Regions from separate parts of the Homo sapiens genome. Here all the other regions are linked to region 3. Evidence: chromatin loops called from intact Hi-C (ENCODE). Cell type or tissue: ascending aorta. All regions are shown on one strand. Links, peaks and the distances in the headings refer to the core of each region. The heading gives the core; the rest is flanking DNA.

The links. Peaks named below come from ENCODE experiments on the same cell type or tissue, not always from the same donor. Only the 100,000 strongest peaks of a DNase experiment are listed, where the experiment ranks them.
Region 1: a loop joins it to region 3, with 6 times the contacts of the local background. A loop is called at or near these places in 3 of 110 quality-filtered maps.
Region 2: a loop joins it to region 3, with 24 times the contacts of the local background. A loop is called at or near these places in 6 of 110 quality-filtered maps.

What each region holds. Positions count from the first base shown.
Region 1 is chrX:2,320,511-2,330,561 of GRCh38, reverse strand. The region is part of intron 3 of DHRSX (dehydrogenase/reductase X-linked); the gene reads left to right. It overlaps LOC124905239 (a long non-coding RNA gene), which reads right to left and starts at 9,527. Exons shown (of 3, transcript XR_007068382.1): 1 at 8,646-9,527; 2 at 1,037-1,163. In ascending aorta, for the core only: no CTCF peak of the experiment used is centred there; a DNase peak (open chromatin) is centred at 5,291; H3K4me3 peaks cover 1,418 bases; H3K27ac peaks cover 1,111 bases.
Region 2 is chrX:316,089-326,139 of GRCh38, reverse strand. GTPBP6 (GTP binding protein 6 (putative)) reads left to right here and starts at 7,344. Exons shown (of 10, transcript NM_012227.4): 1 at 7,344-7,701; 2 at 9,089-9,226. The coding sequence starts at 7,353. It overlaps LINC00685 (long intergenic non-protein coding RNA 685), which reads right to left and starts at 6,995. Exons shown (of 1, transcript NR_027232.1): 1 at 4,808-6,995. In ascending aorta, for the core only: a CTCF peak has its summit at 7,200; DNase peaks (open chromatin) are centred at 5,729, 5,919, 7,149, 7,849 and 1 weaker place; H3K4me3 peaks cover 2,954 bases; H3K27ac peaks cover 1,728 bases.
Region 3 is chrX:1,389,683-1,398,978 of GRCh38, reverse strand. SLC25A6 (solute carrier family 25 member 6) reads left to right here and starts at 6,866. Exons shown (of 4, transcript NM_001636.4): 1 at 6,866-7,080; 2 at 9,252-9,296. The coding sequence starts at 6,970. It overlaps LOC124900597 (serine/arginine repetitive matrix protein 1-like), which reads right to left and starts at 6,971. Exons shown (of 5, transcript XM_011546186.2): 1 at 6,748-6,971; 2 at 6,216-6,637; 3 at 3,431-3,849; 4 at 1,755-2,607; 5 at 118-154. The coding sequence starts at 6,971. The coding sequence ends at 2,587. It overlaps LINC00106 (long intergenic non-protein coding RNA 106), which reads right to left and starts at 1,954. Exons shown (of 3, transcript NR_130733.1): 1 at 1,755-1,954; 2 at 21-154. RefSeq lists enhancers at 6,366-6,968, 6,412-7,006, 7,007-7,602. In ascending aorta, for the core only: no CTCF peak of the experiment used is centred there; DNase peaks (open chromatin) are centred at 6,718, 7,248 and 8,928; H3K4me3 peaks cover 3,134 bases; H3K27ac peaks cover 3,223 bases.

The sequences.
Region 1 (10,051 bases), core at 2,328-7,327, 930 kb before region 3:
TCCCCTCCCTTCCCTTCCCTTTTCTTTTCTTTTTTTTTTTCTTTCACGGAGTCTCACTCTGTTGCCAGGCTGGAGTGCCGTGGCGCGATCTCAGCTCACTGCAACCTCTGCCTCCCCGGTTCAAGCGATTCTTCTGCCTCAGCCTCCTGAGTAGCTGGGATTACAGGCATGCACCACCCTGCCCAGCTAATTTTTGTATTTTTAGTAGAGATGGGGTTTCACCATGTTGGCCAGGATGATCTCAGTCTCCTGACCTCGTGATCCACCTGCCTCAGCCTCCCAAAGTGCTAGGATTACAGGCATGAGACACCGCACCTGGCCCCTTCTACTTTTTTTTTCCCTTCTCCTTCACCTCCTCTTCCCCCTCCTCCTGCTTCTCCTCCTCCTCTTTCACCTCCTCCTCCTTCCTTTCTCCTCCTCCTCCTTCCTTTCTCTCTGTCTCTCTCTCTCTCTCTCTCTCCCTCCCTCCCCCCCCCCCCCCCCCCCCCGCCGTCTCTCTGCTTCTCTCTCATTCACTCTCATTGACGTCCATATCCAAATTTTTGGAATCGCAGTGCTGCCCTCTTAGTTCTTTGTCATGAACCATCTGTTGCCCTTGGATTGTTTTACCTTTTGTATCCTTGGCAGCTTGACATACCCATGGTCTAAGCAAGAGTGTTTTCTCTGAAAGTGCAGGCATGAGCTGATACTTGTGTGTTTCATCCATTATCAGCACTGTTTTATGCATGTAAGGAGGGTGTGTGGCATTTGCTTCGTGGGTTGTAGGAAGGGACACCCAGGAAACAAACAACTAAAGTGAAGCTTTCCTGCGGGCTAGGATTTGAAGGTCATACTAATGTCCTTCGAGAGAGTTAATGTCAAGAATTGGTGTGACCAAACAGTGGTGGATGTCATAGTGTTTTCCTCTTTTCATAGGTTCACTTTTCAAATGAGACAGTAGCCATGAGGGACCATCCATGCAGGCTGAGACTAGTCTTCAGGAAAATATCTATGCCTAGTAGTTTCAGAAAGGTTAGGGTTGCATAGATGTACCCACCTGTCCATCCTGATCCTTACTCTAAATTCGACCTCTTCTATCATTGCTTTCACCATCACTGTCTTGTTGGTGATGGGCCCAGCTTCGAGAAACTCAGATCTGCCTCAGTGCTGCTGGAGCTGGAGAGCTGGAAGAAAACCAATATGGCGTTTGAACCGCACAATCCAAAAGTATTGTAGCAGCACTGATTCATAGGTTCCTTCTCAGTAGAACCTCTTTTGAATTCCTCCAAACAAAGCCTTCTATTTGAGCCATGGCCCTTGAGTAGACCGATGTCATGGACTATTAGAGTATGCTATTGGTGCTCCAGCTACCCATGGCCAACCACCAGGCATTACTTAGGTAGAGCCCCACTGCCTGGCCTATGCACCAGGCATCAACATGAGGTTTCATAAATACCTGGGAGTACAAGTGCAGAATCTCTGTTGAAAGAATGCAATACTCTTTTTATTTCTTCACCGAATAATTAAATAATTTTTATTTCTTCATTAAAGGGCAATTGAAGAGAAGACAACATGTCTCTCTTAGTAGGTACCATCCCCGAGTAGAACTCATCCTCCTCTGTGCAAAGATTCCCATTGTTCAGATCACTCTAATGCTTTGAGGAAAACCTCCCCACAGTGTAACATACAGAACACTCTTCCGGGGGTTATGGCAGATGCTGGAGTCTCTTCTACCACCACCTAAAGATGCTGGGGTACTCTGCAACACCACCTGAGGAAAGGAACAGGATGAAACACCTGTTGTATTAGTCACCTAGGGCTGCCATGACAAAATACTACAGGCTGGGCCGCTTAAACAGCAGACTTTTATTTTCCCACAGTTCTGAAGGCTGGAAGTCTGTGAGATCAAAGTGTGGGCAGGGCTGGTTCTTCCTGAGGCCTCTCTGCTGGGCTTGTAGACACCGTCTTCTCCCTGTGTCCTCATAGGGTCGCCCCTCTGTGTGTGTCTGTGTCCTCATCTCCTCTTATGAGGTGTCTTAGTCCATCTCAGGCTGCTATCACAGAATACCATAGACTGGGTGACTTATAAACAACAGACATTGATTCTCTCACAGTCCTGGAGGCTGGAAGTCTGAGATCCAGGTATGGGCAGGGCTGGTTCCTCCTGAGGCCTCTCTCCTGGGCTTGGAGACGCCATCTTCTCCCTGTGTCCTCACAGGGTTGTCCCAATGTGTGTGTCTGTGTCCTCATCTCCTTTTCTTATGAGGTGTCTTAGTCCATTTCAGGCTGCTATCACAGAATACCATAGACTGGGTGGCTTGTAAACAACAGACGTTTATTCTCCCACAATCCTGGAGGCTGTAAGTCCAAGATCAAGGTGTAGGCAGGGCTGGTTCCTCCTGAGGCCTCTCTTGTAGGCTTGTAGATGCCATCTTCTCACTGTGTCCTCGCAGGGTCGTCACTCTGTGTGTCTGTGTCCTCATCTCCTCCTCTTTTTTTTTTTGAGACGGAGTCTCGCTCTGTCGCCCAGGCTGGAGTGCAGTGGCGGGATCTCGGCTCACTGCAAGCTCCACCTCCCAGGTTCAAGCGATTTTCCTGCCTCAGCCTCCCAAGTAGCTGGAACTACAGGTGCGTGCCACCATGCCTAGCTAATTTTTTCTATTTTTAGTAGAGATGGAGTTTCACCGTGTTAGCCAGGATGGTCTCGATCACCTGACCTCGTGATCCACCCACCTCAGCCTCCCAAAGTACTGGGATTACAGGCGTGAGCCACCACACCCGGCCTCATCTCCTCTTCTTATAAGCATCCCAGTCTTCTCGGATTAGGGGCCTCCCTGGTGACTTTGTTTTACCTTAATCACCTCTTTAAAGACTATCTCCAAATATGGTGACATTCTGAGGTCCTGGGCGTTAGGGCTTTAACATAGGGATTTGGGAGAAGGAATCAGCCCATCACAGCTGTGCATTCTAAGACTCCAGTGACTTTGTGCTGACAATGGCTTTTCCTTGGGTAGCTCTAACCAGATGGTCTGGCTGGGTCTATCTTGAGTCTAGTGACTCCCACCACGAGGCCAACTGAGCAGGGTGGCCAGGAAAGCCTGTGGCCTTACAACAAGGTGATGCTCACCTGCAGCACACAGGCCATCACTGTAGCTCTGCTGGCTTTATTCTTGGGTTTATAGTGATGGCTTCTTTCTGCCTCTGCCTCCCTTGAGGCATCTCGTTTCTGTGGTTGGAGTACTGTGAGCCTAAGAGACAGAGAGCATGTCCACAGTCAGGCTTCCCTTACTTGCTTCAGTAGCATCTCATGAGTGTTTCCAATGCATTCAGGGAGACTCTTCTTCACTGAAGGAGTCAGATCCATTTTGCAGCTTTGCTGCTTGGAACCTTGATGGAATGGCTGAGTACATGGCCGCCAGCGTCACTCATGCACGAAAAGTGTTGTTGAAAGCTAATAGAAACTGAAATCTGGTCGGGCACGGTGGCTCACGCCTGTAATCCCAGCACCTTGGGAGGCTGAGGCGGGTGGATCACCTGAGGTCAGGAGTGCGAGACCAGCCTGGCCAACATGGCGAAACCCCATCTCTACTAAAAATACGAAAAATTAGCCGGGCATGGTGGCAGGCACCTGTCATCCCAGCTACTCAGGAGGCTGAGGCAGGAGAATCGCTTGAACCCTGGAGGTGGAGGTTTCAGTGAGCCGAGATTGCGCCATTATACTCCAGCTTGGGCAACAAGAGTGAAAATCTGCCTGGAAAGAAAAAAAAAAAAAAGAAAAACTGAAATAGAAGATTTCCCTTCCCCCAGTTCACTTTGACTGCGCTAAAGTAATTTCCTTTGAGGGCAGAGAGGACACGGATTGCTTTGGGCATACTTCAAAATGCTACTGTCTCCCTAGGAATATTGCAAAGTGGTTACTTTCCCCCAATAACACACAACTGGATATTTCTTTGATCTTCACCCTGGGAACCTGGTGGAGCTCCCGGAGGTAAAATTTGTGAAAGTACAAGGTCCCCTCTAAGATGGGCCCCCAGAAGTTTTTCTGTTGTTGTTGTTTTTTGAGACAGAGTCTCGCTCTGTCACTCAGGCTGGAGTGCAGTGGTGCGATCTGGGCTCACTACAACCTCCACCTCCCAGGGTCAAGCAATTCTCCTGCCTCAGCCTCCCGAGTAGCTGGGATTACAGGTGCCTGCCACCACGCCCGGCTAATTTTTGTATTTTTAGTAGAGACGGGGTTTCACTATGTTGGCCAGGCTGGTCTCGAACTCCTGACCTCAGGTGATCTGCCCGCCTTGGCCTCCCAAAGTGCTGGGATTACAGGTGCGAGCCACCATGCCTGGCCAGGAGTTTTTAACTTACTTAGGCTTGTCCACTGTCAGCCTGCAGCTGTTTAATAATTACCCTGCAAATGTGTCCATCAGGTGCTGGCTCCAGCAGGAACTCCTAGACAAGCACAATTCCACTTGCCACCTGTCTGTCCAGTCTTCAGGCAGCATTTCGTCTTGTGATCTCTATTTTCTGATGGATCGCAGAGTTGCTGATTTTCAGTATGTTCTGCTCTTTGCCTATTGTGAGGATAGGAATTAAAATGCGCAAGCTCTCTACATGTTAGTGAAGTGGCTACGTTGTCTGGGGTATATACCCTGGGGTTCGTCATTGGGCATCAGGAAAATTTAGGACAAAGACACACACGAGGAGTTTAGGAGTGGAAGTTTAATCAGGAGAAGAGAAAGAGAAATGGTTTTCTCTATAGAGAAAGGGGTCTCCGAGCGGAAAGGACCAGCTGGCACCAAATGTGATGGATTTTATAGTCCAGTTTGAGGAGGCGGTGTCTCATTTACATAGAGCTCAGAGATTGGTTCCATCAAGCATGGCATTTACATAGCCCACAGGAAAGGCTGGTTGCCCACCCTAATCGTTTATGCAAATGGGCTTTGTAGTTGGTCGGGGCTCTCCGAGAGATTGGTTCCATCAAGCATGACATTTACATAGCCCACAGGAAAGGCTGGTTGCCCACCCTAATCGGTTATGCAAATGGGCTTTGTAGTTGGTCGGGGCTCTCGGTCCTGTTTTTCTTACTTTACATGTGGCTGACAAAGAGGAGGGAAGATGGAGCCACTGTCTTGAACGTGTCTAGTCTCTAGTTCCTGCTGGGAAGATGGAGCCGCCGTTTTGAATGTGTCTAGTCCCTAGTTCCTGCCGGGAAGATGGAACCGCCATCTTGAACGTGTCTAGTCCCTAGTTCCTGCCGGGAAGATGGAGCCGCCATCTTGAACGTGTCTAGTCCCTAGTTCCTGCCCGGAAGATGGAGCCGCCATCTTGAACGTGTCTAGTCGTTAGTTCCTCCCGGGAAGATGGAGCCGCCATCTTGAACGTGTCTAGTCCCTAGGTCCTCCCGACATTCACCCGTACAAGCTCCCAGCTGGCTTGTGTATGTCTGCAGCTCGACTTGACAGGCTGTTCATTGTTAGAAAATGACTTGGGGCTGCTTTTCGTTAAAGAGAAAAGCTGCCGGGCGCAGTGGCTCACACCTGTCATCCCAGCACTTTTGGAGGCTGAGGCGGGTGGATCATTAGGTCAGGGGTTCGAGACGAGCCTGACCAGTGAAACCGCGTCTCTACTAAAAAAAAAAAAAACAAAACAAAAATTAGCCGGGCTTGGTGGTGCGTACCTATAATGCCAGCTACTTAGGAGGCTGAGGCAGGCGAATTGCTTGAACCCGGGAGGCGGAGGTTGCAATGAGCGAACATCACGCCACTACACTCCAGCCTGGGCGACAGAGCGGGACTCCATCTCAAAAAAAAAAAAAAAAAGAAAAGAAAAAAGCCTTGCCGAGGACTCCCATACCCTTACTGTCTGCCTAAGTGATTTCTTCTTAACTCCTGTATCACTGGCAGACTCTGAGTTGCCTGTTGGGTGGAGTACTATATTGCCGAGTATCATGACTGTATTAGATGTGAGGGAGACAGTGTGAATAGGACATGGTCCCTGAAGAGCACAGAGCTTTCACCTGGGGCTGGGCGGAGCTTCTGTCCTATCCAGTGTTATGGAACCCTTGCAAGCACAGGTCAAGCAGCTCAAGGGCTGGAAGACGTGCACACAAAATCCAAGGGCAACGTTGGAAAGAGGTTTAGTGTTTCTTAGAAAAATGCCAGAAGGCTGAAGAAGTGGGGGCCCCGAGCAGCTCTGAAGGGTGTGTATGCAATTAAACTGAAGCCAAAGGCTGAGAGAGAGGAGTGAGAGCCGCCTACGGAGCTCTGTGCAGCTTCATCATAAACTCACAGACAGGCTTCATGCAGCGCCGTCTCAGTGCATTCAATGTTTGGATTCCACATGCATGCGTCCTCAACCCCCTTGCAATGCTGTTCTCCTTGGAGGGAAATGGGTCCTTCTTACCCTATCACATGCAGGTATCTGGTCTACCAGATAAATGTGTGAGAAATCACCAACAAAGCAGAAATTACTTTTAATTACAAAGCAGAGTCATCGTAAAACTTTGTGCAAAATCTTTTTTTTTTTTTTTTTCCAGACAGGGTCTCCATCTGTTACCCAGGCTGGAGTGCAGTGGTGTGATCATGGCTCACTGCAACTTCAACTTCCGAGGCTCAGGTGATCCTCACATCTCAGCCTCCCAAGTAGCTGGGATGACAGGTGTGCACCACCACACCCAGCTAATTTTTACTATCTGCTTAAGTCATTTCTTCTTAACCCCTGTATCATTAGAGGAGAAACCGGAAGCCCCTATTTTTGAAATTAGTAACCACCTATCACCTAAAATTCCTCTCATTACTGTGACGATAATGATGATTTTTTCGAGACCGGATCTCACTCTGTCACCCAGGCTGGAGTGCAGTGGTGTGACTGTGGCTCACGACAGCTTCAGCCTCCCGGGCTCGAGTGATCTTCCCACCACAGTGTCTAAAGTAGCTGGGGCTGTAGGTACGCATCATCATTCCCAGCTATGTATATATTTTAAATATTTTGTAGAGATGGGATCTTCCTCTGTTGCTCAGGCTGGTCTTAAACTCCTGGCCTCCAGCAGTCTTCTCACCTGGGCCTCTTAAAGTGCTGGGATTACAGGCGTGTACCACCGTGTCTGGCCAAAAAACATATCTATTCTGGGGTTCATAGTGATGCTTGTTTCTGCCTTGGCCTGTCTTGAGGCATCTCACTCCTGTAGTTGGAGTACTCTGAGTGTAACAGATGGAGAGTATGTCCACACCCACTCTTCCCTCACGTGTTTCTGTAGCATCCCGTAGGAGTTTTCAAATGCATTTGGAGATGTATTCACCCTGTGACAGATTCAATGCATCTCTACAAGGCAGAATAGCTCTACCATGGTGTGGCTATGGCGCTTGGCTACCTGAGTCTTTATTCTGCCTTCCAGGTGCTTGTTGGTTGGATAACTTTGGGTAGGTTCTTGTACCTCTTTGAGCTTCAAGACTGTCTTAGTCAGCTCTGGCTGTTGCAAGAAAATACAGTTGACCTTGATACAAAAATTAGCTGGGTGTGGCGCCTGTAATCCCAGATACTCAGGAGGCTGAGGCAGGAGAATCGCTTGAACCTGGGAGGCGGAGATTGCAGGGAGCCAAGATCACACCATTGCACTCCAGCCTGGGCGACAGAGCAAGATTCCATCTCAAAAACAACAACAACAACAACAAAAAACTAGAGTTGACCCTTGAACAATGTGGGAGTTAGGGGCGTCACACACGTCCCTGGCACAGTTGAAAATCCAAAGATAACTTTTGACTCACCCAAAACTTATGAATATCCTATTGTTGAGCAGAAGCCTTATCAATACCATAAAGTCGATTAACATATATTTTGTATGTTTTATGTATTGTATACTGTATTATTAAAGTATGCTAGAGAAAAGAAAATGCTGTTTGTTTTTTTTTAGCCGGGCGTGGTGGCGCACGCCTGTAATCCCAGCTACTCAGGAGGCTGAGGCAGGAGAATCGCCTTATAAGGAACTTTGAGAATCAAAAATCATAAGGAACTTTCATTCTTTTTTTTTTTTTTTTGAGATGGAGTTTCACTCTGTTGCCCTGGAGTCAGGCTGGAGTTCAGTGGTGTGATCTCTGCTCAGTACAGCCTACGCCTCCCACGTTCAAGTGATTCTCCTGCCTCAGCCTCCCGAGTAGCTGGCACTAAAGGTGCACGCCACCACGCCCAGCTAATTTTTGTATTTTTAGTAGAGACAGGGTTTCACCACGTTGGTCAGGCTGGTCTTGAACTCCTGACCTTAGGTGACCTACCCGCCTTGGCGTCCCAAAGTGTGGAGATTACAGGCTTGAGCCACCACGCCTGATAAGGAACTTTTATTCTAAGTGAAGTAACTCAGGGATGAAAAACCAACATCGTATGTTCTCAGTGTTACGTGGGAGCTAAGCTATGAGGACACAAAGGCATAAGAATGATAAAATGGAATTTGGGGTCTTGGGGGGGAAGAGTGGGAGGGGGGTGAGGGATAAACACTACAAATAGGGTGCAGTATATACTGTTCGGGTGATGGGTGTACCAAAATCTCACAGATCACCACTAAAGAACTTAGGTAACCAAATACCACCAGTACCCCAATCACTTATGGAAAGATAATTAAAAACAAAAAAGGACACCAAACTAAATTTTTAAAAATCATAGAGAAGAGAAAATATATTTACTATTTCTGAAGTGGGAGTGGATCGTCATGAAGGTCTTCATCCTTATCGTCTTCACCTTGAGTAGCCTAAGATGAGAGCGGACAGGAGGGATTGGTCTTGCTGGCTCCGGGGTGGCAGAGGTAGAAGAAAATGCCCGTAGAAGTGGACCCGTGCAATTCAAACCTGTGTTGTTTAAGGGTTAACTGGACCATAGATGGGGTGGCATAAATAACAGAAATTTATTTCTCTATAGTACTGGAGGCAGAAATGTTTACATCCAGGTGGCACCATGGTTGGGTACTTGAGAGGTTCCTCTTCTTGGTTTACAGATGGTCTCGCAGGGCAGAGAGAGAGGGGGGTGGAGCACGAGGGAGCATGTGTGCCCTGGTGTCTCTTCTTACAAGGGCACGAATCCCAACATAAGGATCCCACCTTCACGACCTGATGTAAACATCATCATCTCCCAAAGGCTCCGTCTCCAAATACCATCCCCTTTGGCATTAGGGTTTCCACACATGAGATTCGGGGTGACACCATTCATTCCATAGCAGGAGCCCTCCTTGGCAGACTGGGACACCAACGCCTCTTCCCTCTTGGGCTGACACGAGCTGTAAATGTCAGTGGACATTTAAATACTGCGTTACACATTCGATGTCCTGTCTGCAATGGAGCCGGGTTCTGTAAACATAAGCTGCCATGGCGAAATCGGATCATCATCGCCCATCAAGCTCTTTGGCAGCAGTGCTGTAATCAGTGCAAACATTTATTTATATAAATGCTCCCATCCCCTCGGCATGAAGATATACTTAGGCTCTCTCAATGGACAGCCACGCCACAAGCCCAGGAATGAGAGCTTGTCAGATACTGAGGCTGTTTTCAGAGCCAGTGTTCGGCTGAAGTGGCACAGAAGCTATCATTGTTTGCAAATCTCTGCTGCTTGTCAAGCCACAGGGTTAAGTAACCCCGGATGTTGCGAACACTCTGAAGTGCTGACCTGCAGTGTCTTTTTGGATCACTGAGCCCTCAGGCAGACAGGCTGTACGTGGACCGACACGTCATGGCTGCTGTCTTGCACTTAACCCTCTTTATCTTTAGACCTTGATTGTGCACCTGTTTCTCATTGGAAGCTAATGACAATCCACGAAGCGGCTTGGCAGTGACTGTCTCTGATTGTGTAAGGAGGGGTTGCCACATTCACCCATGTTGTTGACTTTCAACTGTACACTTGAAAACGTCAAAAGTCAGAGTAAGCATTGCCTCATGTCTCCGAGTGTAGCAATTCTAGGAAAACTCTTCCGAATGGGTTTAAAGTCAAACAAATCCAATCAAAACAGACTTGCAGGGCCAGGCACGGTGGCTCATGCCTGCAATCCCAGCACTTTGGGAAGCCAAGGTGGGCAGATCACTTGAGGTCAGGAGTTGGAGAC
Region 2 (10,051 bases), core at 4,480-9,479, 1.1 Mb after region 3:
CAAAAATACAAAAGTTAGCCAGGTGTGGTGGTGCATGTTTGTAATCCAAGCTAGCTGGAGGGCTGGGGCAGAAGGATCACTTGAACCTGGAAGGCAGAGTTTGCAGTGAGCCGAGATCGCGCCACTACACTCCAGCCTGGGCGAGCGAGCGACACTCTGTCTCAAAAAAACAGACAACGGTCACTCCCAACCAACTCACATTAAACCCTTCTCTCAAGGGCTATGGATAAACAGTTTGAATTTTAAGAACACAAGCTGCCATGAGACATTTTAAATGTTTTTGTCAGCAAAGGGCAGAAAGTTATAAAACTCAATGACAGGAAATTGCAAACATATAAGATTATAGTAGGTAAAATATCAACCCAATCTTTTTTTTTTTTTTTTGAGACAGAGTCTGGCTCTGTCACCCAGGCTGGAGTGCAGTGCTGCAATCTCAGCTCACTGCAAGCTCCGCCTCCTGGGTTCACGCCATTCTCCCGCCTCAGCCTCCTGAGCAGCTGGGACTACAGGCACCTTCCACCACACCCAGCTAATTTTTTGTATTTTTAGTAGAGACGGGGTTTCACCGAATTAGCCAGGATGGTCTCGATCTCCTGACCTCGTGATCCACCCACCTCAGCCTCCCAAAGTGCTGGGATGACAGGCGTGAGCCACCGTGCCCGGTTTTTTTTTTTTTTTAAACACTTGTGAAGGTGCACAGGTAAATGATCAGATTTTTTTTTTTTTAAGATGGAGCCTCGCCCTGTCACCCAGGCTGGAGTACAGCAGCATGGTCTCAGCTCACTGCAACCTCTGCCTCCCGGGTTCAAGCAATTCTCCCACCTCAGCCTCCAGAGCAGCTGGGATTACAGGCACCTGCCACAACGCCCCGCTAATTTTTTGTATTTTTAGTAGAGACAGGTTCTCACTATGTTGGCCAGGTTGGTCTCGAACTCCTGACCTCAGGTGATCCACCTACCTCGGCCTCCCAAAGTGCTGGGATGACAGGCATGAGCCACCGTGCCCAGCGTAGATTTATTGGATTCTAAAATGCACAATTCTCTGTGTCTGGGTGTTTCTGAAACCAAGGTCATCTCACCATCCACAGGAATCTTTAATAGCTTTTTCCCCCCAACAGTTATTACCATCCATGGTATATGAAAGTCAAGAAAACAGGAAACTCTCAAAACCAAGTTCCGAAAGCCCTGGTGCTTCTGCTAAGCTGGCTGCGGCCTCCTGTGTGTTTCGAATACCAGCCACACTGTGGCAGCCGCATCTCACCAGGCAGGCCTCCATAACGGCTTCAGTACCGACTGAGTGGCAAAGTTACATATAAAAACCTGAAAGAGGCCGGGCGCGGTGGCTCACGCCTGTCATCCCAGCACTTTGGGAGGCCGAGGTGGGCGGATCACCTGAGGTCGGGAGTTCAAGACCAGCCTGACCAACATGGAGAAACCCCGTCTCTACTAAAAATACAGAATTTAGCCAGGCATGGTGGCAGCTGCCTGTAATCCCAGCTACTCGGGAGGCTGAGGCAGGAGAATCACTTGAACCCGGGAACCCGGGAGGCAGAGGTTTCCGTGAGCTGAGATCATACCACTACAGTCCAGCCTGGGTGACAGAGCGAGACTCTGTTTCAAAAAAAAAAAAAAGAAAAGAAAAAAAAATTGTTACAGAGAAGAGGGTCTCGCTATGCTGGCCAGGCTGGTCTCGAACCCCTGAGCTGAGGCAACCCTCCTGCGCTGGTATCCCACAGTGCTGGGATGACAGGCCTGAGCCACCGCCCCCGGCCATCTATGGCTTTTTATCTCCAACGTGAGGCAAGGAAGAGGCACAGCTCAGGAGCGAGCTGAGTCGACGGCAGATGGCGCCCAGGTCCCGAGCCAGCTGTGTCTGCAATGCGGCCACCTGCACGTCCCCTCTCATCCCAGAGCTCACCCTCCGGAGCCATCATCCCCCCAACACGCAGGGCTCACCCTCCAAAGGGCCCCTGGCGGGGTCAGGGCCTGCGTGGTGGTCCGTGGACTCGCTTACCGACCCTCCTTCTGCGCGGCCTCCTGAAGCCCTTGGATGGCTTGGAGGGCACGGGGACCAGGTACTAAAGGATAATCATGGCTACACACACGTCCCTGAGCTCACCACCTGAGGACGCCCTCATTCCGTCTCTATGAACAGGGCAGACGGAACCCAGGAGCCCAGGAGATTGATGGTTACACACACACACACACACACACACAACGTCCCTGAGCTCACCACCTGGGGACGCCCTCATTCCATCCCTATGAACAGGGCAGACGGAACCCAGGAGCCCAGGAGATTGATGGTTACACACACACACACACACACACACGTCCCTGAGCTCACCACCTGGGGACGCCCTCATTCTGTCTCTATGAACAGGGCAGACGGAACCCAGGAGCCCAGGAGATTGACGGCTACACACACACACACACACACACACACACACACACACACACACAACGTCCCTGAGCTCACCACCTGGGGACGCCCTCATTCTGTCTCTATGAACAGGGCAGACGGAACCCAGGAGCCCAGGAGATTGACGGCTACACACACACACACACACACACACACACACACACACACACACACGTCCCTGAGCTCACCACCTGGGGACGCCCTCATTCCGTCTCTCAGTCTATTAACAGGGAATACTGAGCCTGGGAGACTGTCGGCTACACACACACACCCAAGCTCACCACCTGGGGACACCCAATGCTCCTCCCCCAGCACCTTCGAAGCTCTCATTCCGTCTCTCAGTCTATTAACAGGGAAGACGGAGCCCGGGAGAGGCCTCGTCCCGCGCTGCCCCGGCGAATCTGGGTCCCGATTCTGAGTTCAGTGGTGTTAGAAATAATAGGGTATGTGCCCCCTTCAGGGTGAATATAGCTAACCCCATTTACCCAGGCTGTGCACGTCACAATTCCACTCGTGGTGTAGCTGGGACCACAGGCACCCACACACCACACCCGGCTAATTTTTAAATTTTTTTTTTGTAGATATGGGTTCTTACCATGTTGCCCATGCTGGTGTCAAACTCCTGGGCTCAAGCGATCCTCCCACCTCAGCCTCCCGAGTAGCTGGGACCACAGAAGGTCCATCCCACACCCCCACCCCACCGTCAAGCTCTCGCTTTAGGGCCCAGGCTGGAGTGCAGTGGTACAATCTCAGCTCCCAGGCTGGAGTGCAGTGGTACAATCTCAGCTCACTGCAACCTCCACCTCCCAGGTTCAAGCAATTCTCCTACCTCAGCCTCTGGAGTAGCTGGGACTACAGGTGTGTGCCACCACGCCCGGCTAATTTTTGCACATTTAGTAGAGTCAGTGTTTCTCCATGTTGGCCAGGCTGGTCTCAAATGCCTGACCTCAGGTGATCCACCCACCTCGGCCTCCCAAAGTGCTGGAATGACAGGCGTGAGCCACCGTGCCTGATCTCAGACACCTTTTGGTGCTTCTTGTTTGAGATGGGGTCTCACTCTGTCACCCAGGCTGGAGCACAGTGCTGCAATCTAAGCTCACTGCAGCCTCCACCTCCTGGGCTCAGGTGATCCTCCCACCTCAGCGTCCCGAGCAGCTGGGACCACAGGCACCCACCACCACACCAGGCTAATTTTTCTTTCTTTCTTTCTTTTTTTTTTTTTTTGTAGATAATAGGGTCTTACCATATTGCCCATGCTGGCGTCAAACTCCTGGGCTCAAGCAATCCTCCCACCTCAGCGTCCCGAGCAGCTGGGACCACAGGCACCCACCACCACACCAGGCTAATTTTTCTTTCTTTTTTTTTTTTTTTTTTTTTTTTTGTAGATAATAGGGTCTTACCATATTGCCCATGCTGGCGTCAAACTCCTGGGCTCAAGCAATCCTCCCACCTCAGCGTCCCGAGCAGCTGGGACCACAGGCACCCACCACCACGCCCGGCTTTTCTTTTTTTTTTTTTTTTTTGTAGATAATGGGGTCTTACCATATTGCCCATGCTGGTGTCAAACTCCTGGGCTCAAGCAATCCTCCCACCTCAGCGTCCCGAGCAGCTGGGACCACAGGCACCCACCACCACACCAGGCTAATTTTTCTTTCTTTTTTTTTTTTTTTTTTTTTTGTAGATAATAGGGTCTTACCATATTGCCCATGCTGGCGTCAAACTCCTGGGCTCAAGCAATCCTCCCACCTCAGCGTCCCGAGCAGCTGGGACCACAGGCACCCACCACCACACCAGGCTAATTTTTCTTTCTTTTTTTTTTTTTTTTTTTTTGTAGATAATAGGGTCTTACCATATTGCCCATGCTGGTGTCAAACTCCTGGGCTCAAGCAATCCTCCCACCTCAGCGTCCCGAGCAGCTGGGACCACAGGCACCCACCACCACGCCCGGCTTTTCTTTTTTTTTTTTTTTTGTAGATAATGGGGTCTTACCATATTGCCCATGCTGGTGTCAAACTCCTGGGCTCAAGCAATCCTCCCACCTCAGCGTCCCGAGCAGCTGGGACCACAGGCACCCACCACCACGCCCGGCTTTTCTTTTTTTTTTTTTTTTGTAGATAATGGGGTCTTACCATATTGCCCATGCTGGTGTCAAACTCCTGGGCTCAAGCAATCCTCCCACCTCAGCGTCCCGAGCAGCTGGGACCACAGGCACCCACCACCACGCCCGGCTTTTCTTTTTTTTTTTTTTTTTTGTAGATAATGGGGTCTTACCATATTGCCCATGCTGGTGTCAAACTCCTGGGCTCAAGCAATCCTCCCACCTCAGCGTCCCGAGCAGCTGGGACCACAGGCACCCACCACCACGCCCGGCTAATTTTTCTTTTCTTTTTTTTTTTTTTTTTTTGTAGATAATGGGGTCTTACCATATTGCCCATGCTGGTGTCAAACTCCTGGGCTCAAGCAATCCTCCCACCTCAGCGTCCCGAGTAGCTGGGACCACAGGCACCCACCACCATGCCACACTAAAATTTTTTTTTTGGGGGGGAGGGTAGAGAAGGGGTCTTACCATGTTGCCCAGGCTGGTGTCAAACTCCTGGGCTCAAGCGATCCTCCCACCTCAGCCTCCCGACATGTAAACGGTGGCTACATTTCCGCACAATCCCCGCGGTCTCCCTCATTCTGTTTTACAACTACTCCCACATAAAGTAACGTAGAAAGACGAGCCCCGTTATTCCCTTAGAAGGTAGACTGGAGCTTGCAGGAAGCTGTAGGATAAACATTCAGAGGCCAACTGAGATAAAACGAAACACCCAGGTGATTTTAAGCTAATCAAGAGCCCCTTTCACGTGGGTGATTTTAAACTAATCAAGAGCCTCTTTCACGCAGGTGATTTTAAACTAATCACGTTCTCCCTTCACAGAACTAAAAAGGGAGGTTAATTTACACAAACGCGCAGGCTACAGCCACCCGTCCTGCCTAGGGACTTCGGGCCAAAAATGCCACCTGTCACACCTCCAATCCAGGCGCTGCAGGGCTGTTAGGAGGGGAATTAGCAGCTGGGATACCCCGATCCTACAAGGAGGGGGGTTAGCAACCCCTCCTGAAATACCAAAAAGGCCTCGGCTTCCTGCAGACGCTTAAGGAACATGCCAATCACAACCGATTTCCTGAAAAACGCAAGAAATCCTGGTGAGGGCTGGGGTTGCAGGACGCTCTGCACACCACGGGTAACAGTTTTGGGGTAGCTTCTCTGAGACCGGCTGCCTCTTACTGTCCCCTGGACCAGGGGGGCGCCGCTCTCATCCTCCTGGCATCTCCCAGGCCCCTGCCCCACTCAGAGCTCCACCGCAGGGGCTCCCGAGGCTGGACTCAGACCCGCTGGATCCCATCCAGGCCCCCAAGGCAGCAGTGGAGACCCTCAAGGCTGGACTCCAGCCCCTAATGTAGACTCAGGGACCCCTGGGATGGATGGGTTCGAACCCCCAAAGCTGACTTCAGGACCCTCAGAGCTGGACTCCACCCTCCAAGGCAGCATTCGGGACCCTCACGGCTGGACTCGAGGCCCACGGCAGACATGAAGACCCCTGGGAGGCGTCCGGGACCCCCAGGACTGAATTTGAGGCCCCCAGGCAGACGTGGGGGCCCCTGGGCGGTGGTCAGGACGCCTGGGGCTGGACCCAACCCCCAAGGCAGACGAGGAGAACCCCCGGGCGGCATCCGGGCCCCCCAGGGCTGGACTCAAGCCCCCAAGGCTAGACGTGGGGACCCACCTGGGCGGCGACCGGGACCCCCAGAGCAGGTCTCAAGCCCCAAAGGCAGACGTGGGGGCTCCTCGGCGACGTCCAGGACCCCCAGGGCTGGACTCAAGCCCCCAAGGCTAGACACGGTGACTCCGGGGTGGCGTCCGAGACTCCCACGGGGGAACTCCAGTCTCCAAGGTAGACGTGAGGACCCCCGGGCGGCATCGGGGACCCCCAGGGCGGGACTCGAGCCCCCAAGGCAGACGCGGGGATGCCGAGGCGGCGTCCAGGACCCCCAGGGCGGGACTCGGGCCCCCAAGGCAGACGCGGGGACGCCGAGGCGGCGTCCAGGACCCCCATGGCTGGACTCGAGCCCCCAAAGCAGACATGGGGACCCCCTGGGTGGCGTCCGGGACCCTGAGAGCTGGACTCGAGCCCCCAGGGCAGACGTGGGGACTCCGGGGCAGCTTCCGGGGCCCCCACGGCGGCTCTCCAGGTTCCAGGGCAGACGTGGAGACCCCTGGGCGACGTCACGGACGCCCAGGGCGGGACTCGAGCCCCCAAGGCAGACGTAGGGACCCCTGGGCGCCGTTCTCGATCCCCGGGGCTGGAGTCAAGCCCCCGAGGCGGCGTTCCGGACTCTCGCAATCAGACTTGGACTCCACCCAGCGCGGAACGGGGTAGGACGGGAGCGAGGACGAGGTGAGTGAAGGCAGCGCTGCCGCCGCCGCCGCCGCCGCCGAGGCTCGGGGTCCTGGCGCCTACCGGGCCGGCGGCTGCACCGCGGGATGGGTCTGCCAGGAGCCGCCCACGCCGAACAAGAAGCGGCCCGGTCCCGCCTCCCCCGCCGGCAGCGCGTGCCAATCACCAGCACCTGATGCGGGGCGACCAATGAGGAGCACGCCCTGCCGGGGCGCGGCGCTAGGGAGCCCGCCCCGGCCGCACGCCAATCACCAGCACGTGACAAGGGATGACCAATGAGGATCACGCCCTATGCTGCGGAGAGGCGCTGGTGAGCACGCCCCAGCTGCACGCCAATCACTAGCACGTGACGCCGGATGACCAATGAGGAGCACGGCCTGTGCCGGGGAGAGGCGCTGGTGAGCCAGCCCCGGCCGCACGCCAATCACGAGCACGTGATGAGGAGCGGCCTGTGGGCAGCCCCCGCCCCAACGTTCAGCCTCCAGACGCGCCATGTGGGCCCTGCGGGCCGCCGTACGCCCGGGGCTGCGGCTCTCCCGCGTGGGCCGCGGCCGCTCGGCTCCGCGGGCAGCCGCGCCGTCCTGCCCCGCGCGCGCGCTAGCCGCTGTCGGCCGCAGGAGCCCCGGGAATCTGGAGGGGCCGTGGGGCGGAGGGCGGGGCCTGCGGGCGGACGGCGGCCGAAGCCGCACGGGAGACGACGAGGAGGAGCCGGAAGATGCGGACGAGAACGCCGAGGAGGAGCTGCTGCGGGGAGAGCCTCTGCTGCCGGCGGGGACCCAGCGCGTGTGTCTGGTTCACCCTGACGTCAAGTGGGGCCCGGGGAAGTCGCAGATGACTCGAGGTGACCGCGGCAGGGCTTTCGGGGGAGAAACAGGAGCTGGAGACCTGGGGGCGGGGCTCTGAGGGGAGGGGGCTCATAGGTGGAGATTCAGGGGCGGGGCTCTGAAGGGACGATCTCATAGGTGGAGATTCAGGGGCGGGGTTCTGTGGGGAGAATCTCATAGGTGGAGGCGCAAGGGCGGGGCTCTGCAGGAAGGATTTCATAGGTGGAGATTCAGGGGCGGGACTCGGGAGAATCATAGCTGGCGATGCAAGGGCGGGGCTCTGGGGAGGCTCATAGGTAGAGATTCAGGGACGGGGCTCTGACCTGAGAATCTCATAGGTGGAGACCCAGGGCGGGGCTTTGAGGGGAAGAGCTCAGGTGGCGACGTAGGGGCGGGGCTTCAGGGGGCCAGGCTCTAAGGAGAGGGTCTGATGGTTGGAGATGCCAGGGCGTGGCGCTGAGGGGCGGGGCTCTGAGGGGAAGAGCTTATGGATGGTGATGCGGGGGCGGGGCTCTGAAGGGAGGATCTCATAGGTGGAGGTGCATGGGTGGGGTTCGGGGGAGGAGCCCATGGGTGAAAGGGCGGGGCTTATGGGGAAGAGGGGAGGATATCATTGGTGGAGGTGCGTGGGCGGGGCTTCGGGGGAGGGGCCTATGGGGTAAAAGTGCGGGGGCGGAGCTTATGGGGTGGAGTCCGTGGGATGGGGTGGGGCCCGTGGGGTCCGTGGGGTGGGGTGGGGTGGGGTGGGGTGGGGTGGGGTTGGGTGGGCCGGGGCGGTTCTCGCCGATGGGACCTACGTTTCTCTTGCTCTGGGTTAGAGGTAGGCACGGTGTGTTTGAGGTCAGGGAAGGGAGGGCGTCCAGCGGACCAATCTGTGTCTAGTCCCACCCCCCACCCCCCAGGAGGAAATGCAAATGAATAAGTCGCTGCACGTGTCAGAGTCTCATAAAGGTTGATTTTTCCCTTGGAAGCTCCTGTAGTCGATGAGTGGTTTTTCTTTACGGGTGTTTTCCAAAATGGCTAATTCCTGGAACAGATGAAGCCCCGAACTGCTCAGAACAGCGCGCAGACCTCTTGCCTCTCTACTCCCCAAACCTGCCGGTGGTTCCTCAGTAATCCCCTGAGCACCCGCAGCTCCCGGGTTCCCTGCTGCGCCCGCCTGGAGCCCAAATTCCATGTAAGGCAGGGTCGCCCTCGTGTCCCGCTGTGGCTCCGGTGTCCTTCTCCCGTCAGATTCCTACTTAGAGGCCCTGGGGGGACGAAGTCATATCGGGGGACAAACGGCGGCTCAAGGTGCCTTCTCCGGGGAGATTGTCTCAAGGGCAGGAGGAGGCCTCCCCGGGCAGGTGTGGACGGGGGCCCCGGGCAGAAGCGTCTCTCACGGTGGCCCTTGTGTCCCCGCAGCCGAGTGGCAGGTGGCGGAGGCCACAGCGCTGGTGCACACGCTGGACGGCTGGTCCGTGGTGCAGACAATGGTCGTGTCCACCAAAACGCCGGACAGGAAGCTCATCTTTGGCAAAGGGAACTTTGAGCACCTGACAGGTGGGTCCGTCCAGACCTGCTCCTTCCCCAAACCTCCTTTCCTGTCCGCCGCTACCGAAAACATCCAACCGAGACATGCTGAAGTACGGGGGTCTTGCGGGGCCAGAGGGGAAGCGGCCTCTCGGATTGCCCAGGTGAGCTGGGAGCACACGCCAGTAGGAGTCGGAGGACGGTGAGGCTTTATCTGTGTCGAGATTCACACCGGGCCCTGGAGAGACTTAAACTGGTAAAGATTAGGTCGGGGCAGTTTATAGAGTCCAACAAACAGGGTAGGCGGTGGACCGGCTGTAACCCCACCTGCCCCTGCAGGCCCCAGCCAAATCCTCCTCCTGGGTGACCCCCACCCCACCAGCAGTCTCTTAGGGTGGGGTCCAGCATGCGATCCTTGCGCTTCCCAGGTTTCTGACCATCCCGCTTCCAGTAGAGTTGGGAAGACGCTACTCACTTGCCCAGGTGGGGGTCGGCTGCCCTGGGTCACCTGCCCAGGTGGGGGTCAGCTTTCCTGCCTGACTCAGATGCATCTCACCCCTGCTGGGATGTGTTCACCCTGTGTGTGTGTGTGTGTGTGTGTGTCCCCAATGGGATGTGTCCACGGTGCATGTGTGTGTGTGTCTGTCCCTGTCGGGATGTATTTACTGTGTGTGTGTCTGTGTGTGTGTCTGCGTGTGTATGTGTTTGTGTCCCTGCTGGGATGTGTTTACTGTGTTTGTGTGTGTCTCTGTGTATGTGTCTGTGTGTGTGTCTGTCCCTGTCGGGATGTATTTACTGTGTGTGTGTGTGTGTGTGTCTGCGTGTGTATGTGTTTGTGTCCCTGCCGGGATGTGT
Region 3 (9,296 bases), core at 4,297-9,296:
TACAGGGTTCCCCCACGTACCTGCAGGACACCGTCTGTCTTACGGCACGAAGCCCAGGGCCTCCGTAGGGCTCACAGGCGGCTTCTAGAGAAGATGCCCGCCACAGGTGCTCTCTGCTCCATCTCAGGTGACCACTGGCCATCTCGGAAGAAACCTGCTTTGATGGTTTTGAAGCCTGAAGCTCCTTCCTCTCCAGCCCCTGCCACCCGGGGCGGGGAATGGGGACGGGATGCAGACAGAGGTGGGCCCAGCCCTCCAGGAGTTCTAGGGGCTAGGGACAGATTCCCACCACTTGGATGCCCAGGGAAGGCCCCACCCCAGATTGAAATGTTCATGGGTCCAAGAAGGTTCTGGGAGTCACCCCAGGAAGAGGCCGGCATGGGAGGTGCCTCTCGGTGGAGAGAATCAGAGGCGCCTGCCCTAGGGGGAGCCCAGGCCCCCCTTCGTCTTGGCTGCTGGGAGTGAGCTGGGGGGCCGCATGGTTGCAGCAGGGACCTCCGGCATGGCCTCCCTGTGTTCTGGTGCCCTCGCCATTTGCCCTTAAAGCAAGGGCCCGTGGAGGGAGTCCCCCAGGTGGAAGGAAGTCGGATAAAGGGTCCCTGGGGCTTGTTCCTCTCCCTCTCCCTTCAGTGTCTGCTAGAAATTTTTTTTTTTTTTTTTTTTTGAGACAGTCTCACTGTCGCCCAGGCTGGAGTGCAGTGGTGTGATCTCGGCTCACTGCAACCTCCGCCTCCCGGGTTCAAGCGATTCTCCTGCCTTAGCCTCCGCAATAGCTAAAATTACAGGCGCCCACCACCACGCCCAGCTAATTTTTTTGTATTTTCAGTAGAGACGAGGTTTCACCATGTTGGCCAGGCTGGTCTTCAGCTCTTGACTTCAGGCAATCCACCCCGCCTCGGCCTCCCAAAGTGCTCGGATGACAGGCGTGAGCCACCACGCCCAGCCCGTCTTTTTATTCATTGGAGTAACTGTGCAAAAACAGGACCTCTGGACTCTTAAGAGTCTGTGTGTGGCATGCACAGAACATCCCGAGGATTGTGATGATTTAAAAACCAGTGGGGTGACAAGGCTGGAATTCTGTGCAGGGCAGCCTGGCGGGCCGGGTTCACCCACTAACTCCTCCTCTACTCAGCGAGCACTGCACTATGAGTGTCTGGTGCATACCAGGAGTGTCCGTCTGGCTCTAAAACAGCCTCTGGATTCATCTGGGGGCCGGGGCAGGGGAAGCGGGAGGACAACAGATCCTAAGGATGATGTCGAGTACACAGCTCCTCCCTACCTGCCCAGCTCGAAGGCGCACGTCCAGGGAAGCTTTGCAGAGAGCCCTTTTCCAGGGTAAAAGTCTTAGGGGGCTCTTCTAGGGGGAGAGGTCTTGGGGAGCCCTCTTCCAGGGGGCAGGTCTTGGGGGGCACCTTCACGGGGGAAGTCTTCGGGGGCCTCCTTCAGAGGGCAGTCTTGGGGGGACCCCGTTCGGGGGGCCTTTTGAGGAGCCCTTTTCAGGGGGGTGACCCTGGGAGTCCCTTTTCAGGGATGAGGTCTTGGGGAGCCCTCTTCAGGGGCAATGCCTTTTGGGGGCCCTCTTCTGGGGAAAGGGGTCTGTCAAGCCCCCTCATCCTGCAGCCTCATCAGCCCTCCCCGGACCACACTTCGTACAGGCAGAGCCTCGGCAATGATTAATTACAAAAGATGTGCTGCTGCCCCCACCCGACACAGAGCCTGGCACCCCACCCCACCCCGCACAAAGCCAACCTCACCCCTGCTCTGATTCCTTCCCGGCCGTCCGATGAAGCCTGAAGTCTTCCCGTTAAAACACCTCTGCTTCTGGGCGGGGCGCGGTGGCTCACAGCTGTCATCCCGGCACTTTGGGAGGCCGAGGTGGGCGGATCACTTGAGGTCAGGAGTTTGAGACCAGCCTGCTTGGGCCTGGCACCCAGGATGTGCTTGCCAAATGCTTCTGGAATGGATGGATGGAACCCCATCTCTACTAAAAATACAAAAATCAGGCGTGGTGGTGCACACTTGCTATCCCAGCTACTTGGGAGGCTGAGGCAGAAGACATGCTTGAACCTGGGAGGCAGGGATTGCAGCGAGCCGAGATCACGCCACTGCACTCCAGCCTGGGCCACAGAGCAAGACTCCGTCTCAATAAACACACAAACAAAAAAACCCACATCTACTTCTATTATTAACCCACCTACTTTTCTGAGCCCCAAGGGGCTTTCTGGACAGATTCCAGCAGAGCGGCTGCTGGTCAGGCAGCAGTGATCTCTAAAGCTACGCAGGTAATTTTATCAGATGCTGGCAGAGAAGGGGTTCTCATGGGTGGGTACCTGGCAGGCGGATCGGGGCTCATTCCTTTCTTCTTGGTCCTTGGAGGGGCAGGGCAGTGAGAGACACAGCTCTACCCCCACTACCCAGCAGCTGTTGTCTCTCCCACTTCCAATTCCTGGGTGTGAGGCCCACCTGATCCTCCTTTCCCAAGGAGGCTGTGTGGCCCCAAAGGCCTCCCAGGTCATGCCCTAGTCAGGCATAGCAACTGTGTTGTTCCCTCCCAGATACGAGGGGCAAAGGAGTTAGTGTCCAAGGCTAAGTCCCACGTGCAGCACTCTGTATGGAAAAACAGCCCCAATTAGCAATTCATTCATCCATCCATCCATCCATCCATTCATCCATCCATCCATCTATTCATCCATCCATCATCCATTCATTCCAGAAGCATTTGCTGAGTGAGCACATCCATCTATCCATGCATCCATCCACCCACCCATTACCCATCCAATTATCCATCCATTCCAGAAGCATTTGCCGATCGAGCGCATCCATCCATCCATCCACCCATCCATTCCAGAATCATTTACCAAGCAAACACATCCATCTATCCATCCATCCACCCACTCATTGATTATCCATCTATCCATCCATTATCCATCCATCCATCCCAGAAGCATTTGCCAACAGAGTGCATCCATCCATCCACCCACCCACCCATTCATTATCCATCCATCCATTCATTCTAGAATCATTTGCCAAGCAAACATATCCATCTATCCATCTGTCCATCCACCCATTCATTATCCATCCACCCACTCATTATCCATCCATCCCAGAAGCATCCATTATTCATCCATCCACCCATTATCCATCATCCATCCACCCATTATCCATCCATCCATCCATCATCCATCCATCTATACATTATCCATCCATCTATCCATTATCCATCCATCCATCCATTATCCATCCATCCATCCATTATCCATCCACCCACCCATTACCCATCCAATTATCCATCCATTCCAGAAGCATTTGCCGATCGAGCACATCCATCCATCCACCCACCCATTCATTATCCATCCATCCATCATCCATCCATCCATCCATCTATCCATTATCCATCTATCCATTATCCATCCATCCGTTATCCACTCACCCATCCATCCATCCATCCCAGAAGCATTTGCCAAGCACATCCTGGGAGCCAGGCCCAAGCAGGCGGGCATCCTCCTGGCTCTGAGAGGAGCTTGAGCAGAGCCCACAGACAGCACCACCCTGCTGGCGGGTCACCAAGCCACCAAGCCAGTGCAGGCTGAAGGCTGAGCACACAGAGCACCGGTCTCAGTGTCTGGACATGGTTAGCCGTCCCCACCCGCATGGAAGGAAACTTCTTCTCTCCCCTAAGACAGGCTTTGCAGACTTGGAAAGGGAACGCCGTGTTGCAGGGCTCAGGCCTGGAGCCCCGGCCAGAGCAGATGCGAGCCAGCCTCATCTGGAAATAGCAGCTCTGGTCCCGGCCTCGCTGAGGCACTGAAAACCAGCACCAGGGCCCCGTCCAGCCCGGCCTCGCTGAGGCTGGGAAACAAACACAGGTCTGTAAGGCGCAGCTCCCCAGCAAACTCCCCACCCCTGCCCAGCACCCACAGCGCTCCTGGCCTCTGTCCTCTATTCCAGGACCCCTGTAGCGAGCCTGGCTTGGTCCTGGGTCCTCAGGGGACACTGTCCACCCCCGCTGCCCTGGCAGAGCCTCAGGAATGTGCTTGGTCTCCACAGCCCTCCCCACAGCAATGTCCCAAGGTTAGACCTACCCATGCCTCAGTGACTTCTGAGACACCCGTCCCGCCGCCCAGCAGCCACTCCAGCCTCCAGAGCTGGCCCCAACCTCCAGCCCCAGGCTGAGCCGCCCTCCCCAGAGGTCAGGAAAAGCCTCAGGCAGGGCTCACAGCTGCACCCAGGAGTCACCCAGGGTGACCCCGCTCTCTGGGGCGGGTCACTCCTGCCCACCCACAGCCGGGGACTGTCATTTTCTCAGTACACAAAGGAGAGAAAGGAAAAACAAGAGCGAGAAAGACACAGGGAGAGAAAAGGAAGAGAGAAGGAAAGAAAAAAGAAAGACACAGGGAAAGAAGAGGAAAGAAAAGAAGGGAGGAAGGAGGGAGAGTGGGAGGAGAGGGAAAGAAAGGGAGAGACAGGGAAAGGCAGGAAAGGGAGAGATGGGGAAAGGCAGGAAAGAGAGAGGCAGGGAAAGGCAGGAAAGAAAGGGAGAGACAGGGAAAGGCAGGAAACGCAAGGAAGCAATGGGAAGGGAAAGAAGTGAAAAGGAAGGCGGGGAGGGAGGGACGGGAGAAAGGGAGGAAAAGAGCAAAGGAGACAGGGAGACAGGAAAGAAAAAGGGGAGGGAGGCAAACGGGGAACGGGAGAAAAAGAAAGGAAGGGAGAGGGAATGATGGAGAAAAACAGGAGGGAGGGAGGAGAGAAGAAAAAGGAAAAGGAGGGAGGAGAGAGGAAAGAGGCAGGGAGGTAGGATAGAAAAAGACGGAGGAGAGAAGAAAAAAGAAAAGGAGGCGGGACGCAGTGGCGCACGACTGTAATCCAGCACTTTGGGAGGCCGAGGTGGGCGGATCACCTGAGGTCAGGAGTTCAAGACCAGCCTGGCCAACATGGTGAAACGCCATCTGTCCTTAAAAAAAAAAATAGCCGGGTGGGGTGGCTGGCACCTGTAATCCCAGCTACTTGGGAAGTTGAGGCACAAGAATCTCTAGAACCTGAGAGGCAGAGGTTGCAGTGAGCTGAGATCACGCCACTGCACTCCAGCCTCGGTGACAGAACAAGTCTCCATCTCAAAAAAAAAAAAGGAAAACAGGGAGAAAGGGAGAAACAGAGAGGAAGGAAAGAACAAGACAGGAAAGAATAAAAGGAAGAAGAAAAAGAGAGGCAAAGGGAGAGAGGAAAAATGAAAAAAAAATTAAAAAATGGAAAAGAGACAGCTAGGCGTGGTGGCTCACACACCTGTCATCCCAGCACTTTGGGAAGCCGAAGTGGGCGGATCCCCTGAAGTCCGGAGTTCGAGACCAGCCTGACCAACATGGCGAAACCCCGTCTCTACTAAAAATATAAAATTAGCTGGGCGCGGTGGCGCATGCCTGTCATTCCAGCTACTTGGGAGGCTGAGGCAGGAGAATCGCTTGAACCCGGGAGGCGGAGCTTGCACTCCAGCTTGGGCAACAAGAGCGAAACTCTGTCTCAAAAGAAAAAAAAAACGGAAAAGAGAGAGGGGAGAAAGGGACGAGAGGAAGGGAGACAGGAAATAAAGAGGAAAAGGAAAAGAGAGGGAAGGAGGGAAAGGCAGAAAAGGGAGGAAGGGAAGGAAAGAGGAAAAGGGAAGGAGAGACGGAAAGAGGGAGAAAAAAGAGGGAGGGAGCAAAGAAAAAACAGAGGAAGGGCGGAGGGAGAAAAGCAGAAAAAGGAAGGAAAAAAATGAAAAAGAGGGAAGAAACGTAGCAAGAAAGGAAGGAGAAAGGGAGAGAGAAATGAAAGAAAAAGGGAGGGAGGGAAACGAAGGCAGAGACGGAAAGACGGAGAAAAAGGAGGGAGGCGGGAAAGCAGCAAAAAGCAAAGGCAAGCAGGGAAGGAAGAGACGGGGAGAAAAGGGCGGGCGGGAGAGAGCCGGGAAGGGAGAGGAGGCGGGAGGAGGGAGGAGGGAGGCGGGAGGGAGGGAGGAGGGAGGCGGGAGGGAGGGAGGGAGGGAGGGAGGAAGGGCGGAGTGGGAGGTCGCGAAGGAGGACCCCGGCCGCAGCCCCCGCCGGGCAGACACGGGCACAGACACGGGGAAATAGGGGAGCCCGGGCGGGTGGGCGCGGCCCACGGAACCCCCAGCCCCGGCGCGGAGGGCACCGCGGGGTCAAAGAACGGAGGCCCAGAGAGATCCCCCCCCCACCAACCTAGGCCGGGCGCGGAGGGCGGCGCGGAGTCACGGATCGGCAGCGGGACTGAGCCGCGCCCACGTGGAAGCCGCCGCAGGCTTCGCGCGGGGCCCCCCGGGTGCACGCGGGCAGGGGCCGGGGTCTCCCGACGCACGACCCCGGAGAGTGTTGAAAGGGTCGGAGCTGCCCGGAGGTCAAGGGTCAAGGGTCGGGGGTCGGGGCACCACATGTCGCACATCCCGGCGGGGTCGCCGCGGCCTCCGGGAGAAAGCGGACGACGCACTCGGAGCGAACTGGGCATCAGGGTGGGCTTCTGACTCCGCAGCTGCCCTCCCGCCCGCTCGGGTACTGGCAGCGGCCTGACCTTCACAAGGTCAAGGCTGCCGCGGAACCCCCAGCGGCCCCTACGGCGCATGGGCGGGGCCTGGCTCCCGGCATACCTAGGGGTGCGGGGCGGGACGTCTCCGGGGAGCGCAGCCAATGGGCGCGGTTCGCTGGAGTGCGGGGCGGGACGCAGCGGGATTCCCGGCAGCCCTCAGAGGCGAGGCACGCAGGCTGGTGTGGGGCGGGGCCTGGCGGCGCAGCCAATGAGCGCGGCGCGAGGAGGCGCGGGGGCGGAGAGTGGGCGTGGCGTCGGCGTCTTAGCGGCTGCGCGGTGGCTGCTCCGTCCTTTCGGTCCAGGCGGCGGCAGGGCTGAGCCAGCGACGCCCTCCATTCACTCTCCGCGCCCGTTCTCCGGCTGTCCTCCCGTTCCGCTGCCCGCCCTGCCACCATGACGGAACAGGCCATCTCCTTCGCCAAAGACTTCTTGGCCGGAGGCATCGCCGCCGCCATCTCCAAGACGGCCGTGGCTCCGATCGAGCGGGTCAAGCTGCTGCTGCAGGTGGGGACGCGGGCGCGGCCGCTCCGGGGACTAGGGGACGGGAACCGAGTGGCCGGGTCGGGCGGGGACGTGGGCAGCAGAGCCTTGCAGGCGGGCGCCGGAAGTGGAAGGCCGCGATCGCTTTGTCCACGCGCCGCCGGCTTCCGGGGGCCGCGTCACGTGACCGCTGCTGCAGGGCGTGGCGACGTCCACGCGTGCGCACTGGGCCCGGCGGGCGGGGGGAAATGCGGCACGGATTGGAGGGCGCATGCGCGCTGAGCAGGGCCCATGGACGGACCCTGCGGCTGGCGGGCCTTGACCTTGAGCTCAATCCTGCGGGTCCCCCGGCTGGGACCAACCCTTCCGGTGGATGCCTGGCAGGTGTCTGCTCTTGCTCCCTCCACCGTGAAGGGTAATTCTAAGGCCAATAGGGCAACGAGCCTGCCCGCAGGTGTCCTGGAATAACCAGGATATGGTTATTGGTGGTTCTTACCCCCTTCTTAGCTCATTTGTGCAATTCTGATCCAGAGCAATGCATTTTTTGTCTTTTGGGAGAGGCTTATAGAAAGTAGCATGATGCCTAGGAACATTGCCGCCAGGACGTCCTTGCTAACGTTGTACTCCGAGTGACAGCTCGGTGATGGGAATGAATAGGCTTGGCTGCAAGGACAGGTCACGCCCGCGATCCCAGCGCTTTTGAGAGGCCCGGGGAGTATTGCTTGAGGCCAGGAGTTTGAGAGCAGCCGGGGCCACACAGCAAGACCTCACCTCAAAAAAAATTATTTTAACTTAACGAAGCAGGACGTCCCAGTGCATTGAGAGGCCCGGAGAGGATCGCGTGAGCTCAGGAGTTTGAGACCAGCCTGGGCAACAGAGCAAGACCGCATCTCTAAGATAATTTTTTAAACCTAGTACAGGGTGGCGTGTCCCGGGAGTTTGAGACCAGCCAGGACAACATAGCAAGACCCCATCTCTAAGAAAATTTTTAAAACTTAGCAGGCGGGGTGTCCCCGCACTTTGAGAGGCCCAGGGAGGATCGCCTGAGCTCAGGAGTTTGAGACCAGCCAGGGCAACATAGCAAGACCCCGTCTCTAAGAAAAAGTTTTAAACTTAGCAGGGCGGGGTGTCCCAGCACTCGGAGAGGCCCAGGGAGGATCGTTTGAGCCCAGGAGTTTGAGACCAGCCAGGGCAACGTAGCAAGACCCCGTCTCTAAGAAAATTTTTTAAACTTAGCAGGGCGGGGTGTCCCAGCACTTGGAGAGGCCCAGGGAGGATCGTTTGAGACCAGCCAGAGTAACATAGCAAGACCCCACATCTTAAAAAAACCTTTTTTTTTTTTTTTGAGATGGAGTCTCTCCCTGTCGCCCAGGCTGGAGTGCAGTGGCACGATCTCGGCTCACTGTAGCCTCCGCCTCCTGGGTTCACGCCATTCTGCCTCAGCCTCCCTAGCAGGCACCTGCCACCACACCTTGCTAATGTTCTGTATTTTTAGTAGAGACAGGGTTTCACCGTGTTAGGATGCTCTTGATCTCCTGACGTCGTGATCCACCCACCTCAGCCTCCCAAAGTGCTGAGATTACAGGCATGAGCCACTGTGCCCGGCTTAAAAAATTTTTTTAAACTTAGCAGGGCGGGATGTCCCAGCGCTTCAAGAGGCCCAGGGAGGATCACCTGAGCTCAGGAGTTTGAGAGCAGCTTGGTCATCGTAGCAAGACTCCATCTCTAAAAGTAATTTTTCAACTTAGTGGAGCTTGATGGTTGTGCATCTGTAGACCCGGGTACTCGGGAGACTGAGGCGGGAGGATGGCTTAATCCAGGAGTTGGAGGCTGCAGTGAGGTGAGATCGCACCACTACACTCAAACCCGGGTAACAGCATGAGACCTTGTCTTTTTAAAAAAAGAAAGAGCCGGGTGCGGTGGCTCACGAGGTCAGCAGATCGAGACCATCCTGACTAACATGGTGGAACGCTCGTCTCTACTAAATAAGCAAAAAAATTAGCCGGGCGTGGTGGTGGGCGCCTATAGTCCCAGCTACTCGGGAGGCTGAGACAGGAGAATCACTTGATCACCCCATTGCACTCCAGCTTGGGCAACAAGAGTGACTTGTGTCAAAAAAAGGATGCACCCTGTAGCTGGGATGTTTCTGGGTGGTTGGCCCTGGGTCTGGTCTGAACACCCTCTGCGTCCCCCAGGTCCAGCACGCCAGCAAGCAGATCGCCGCCGACAAGCAGTACAAG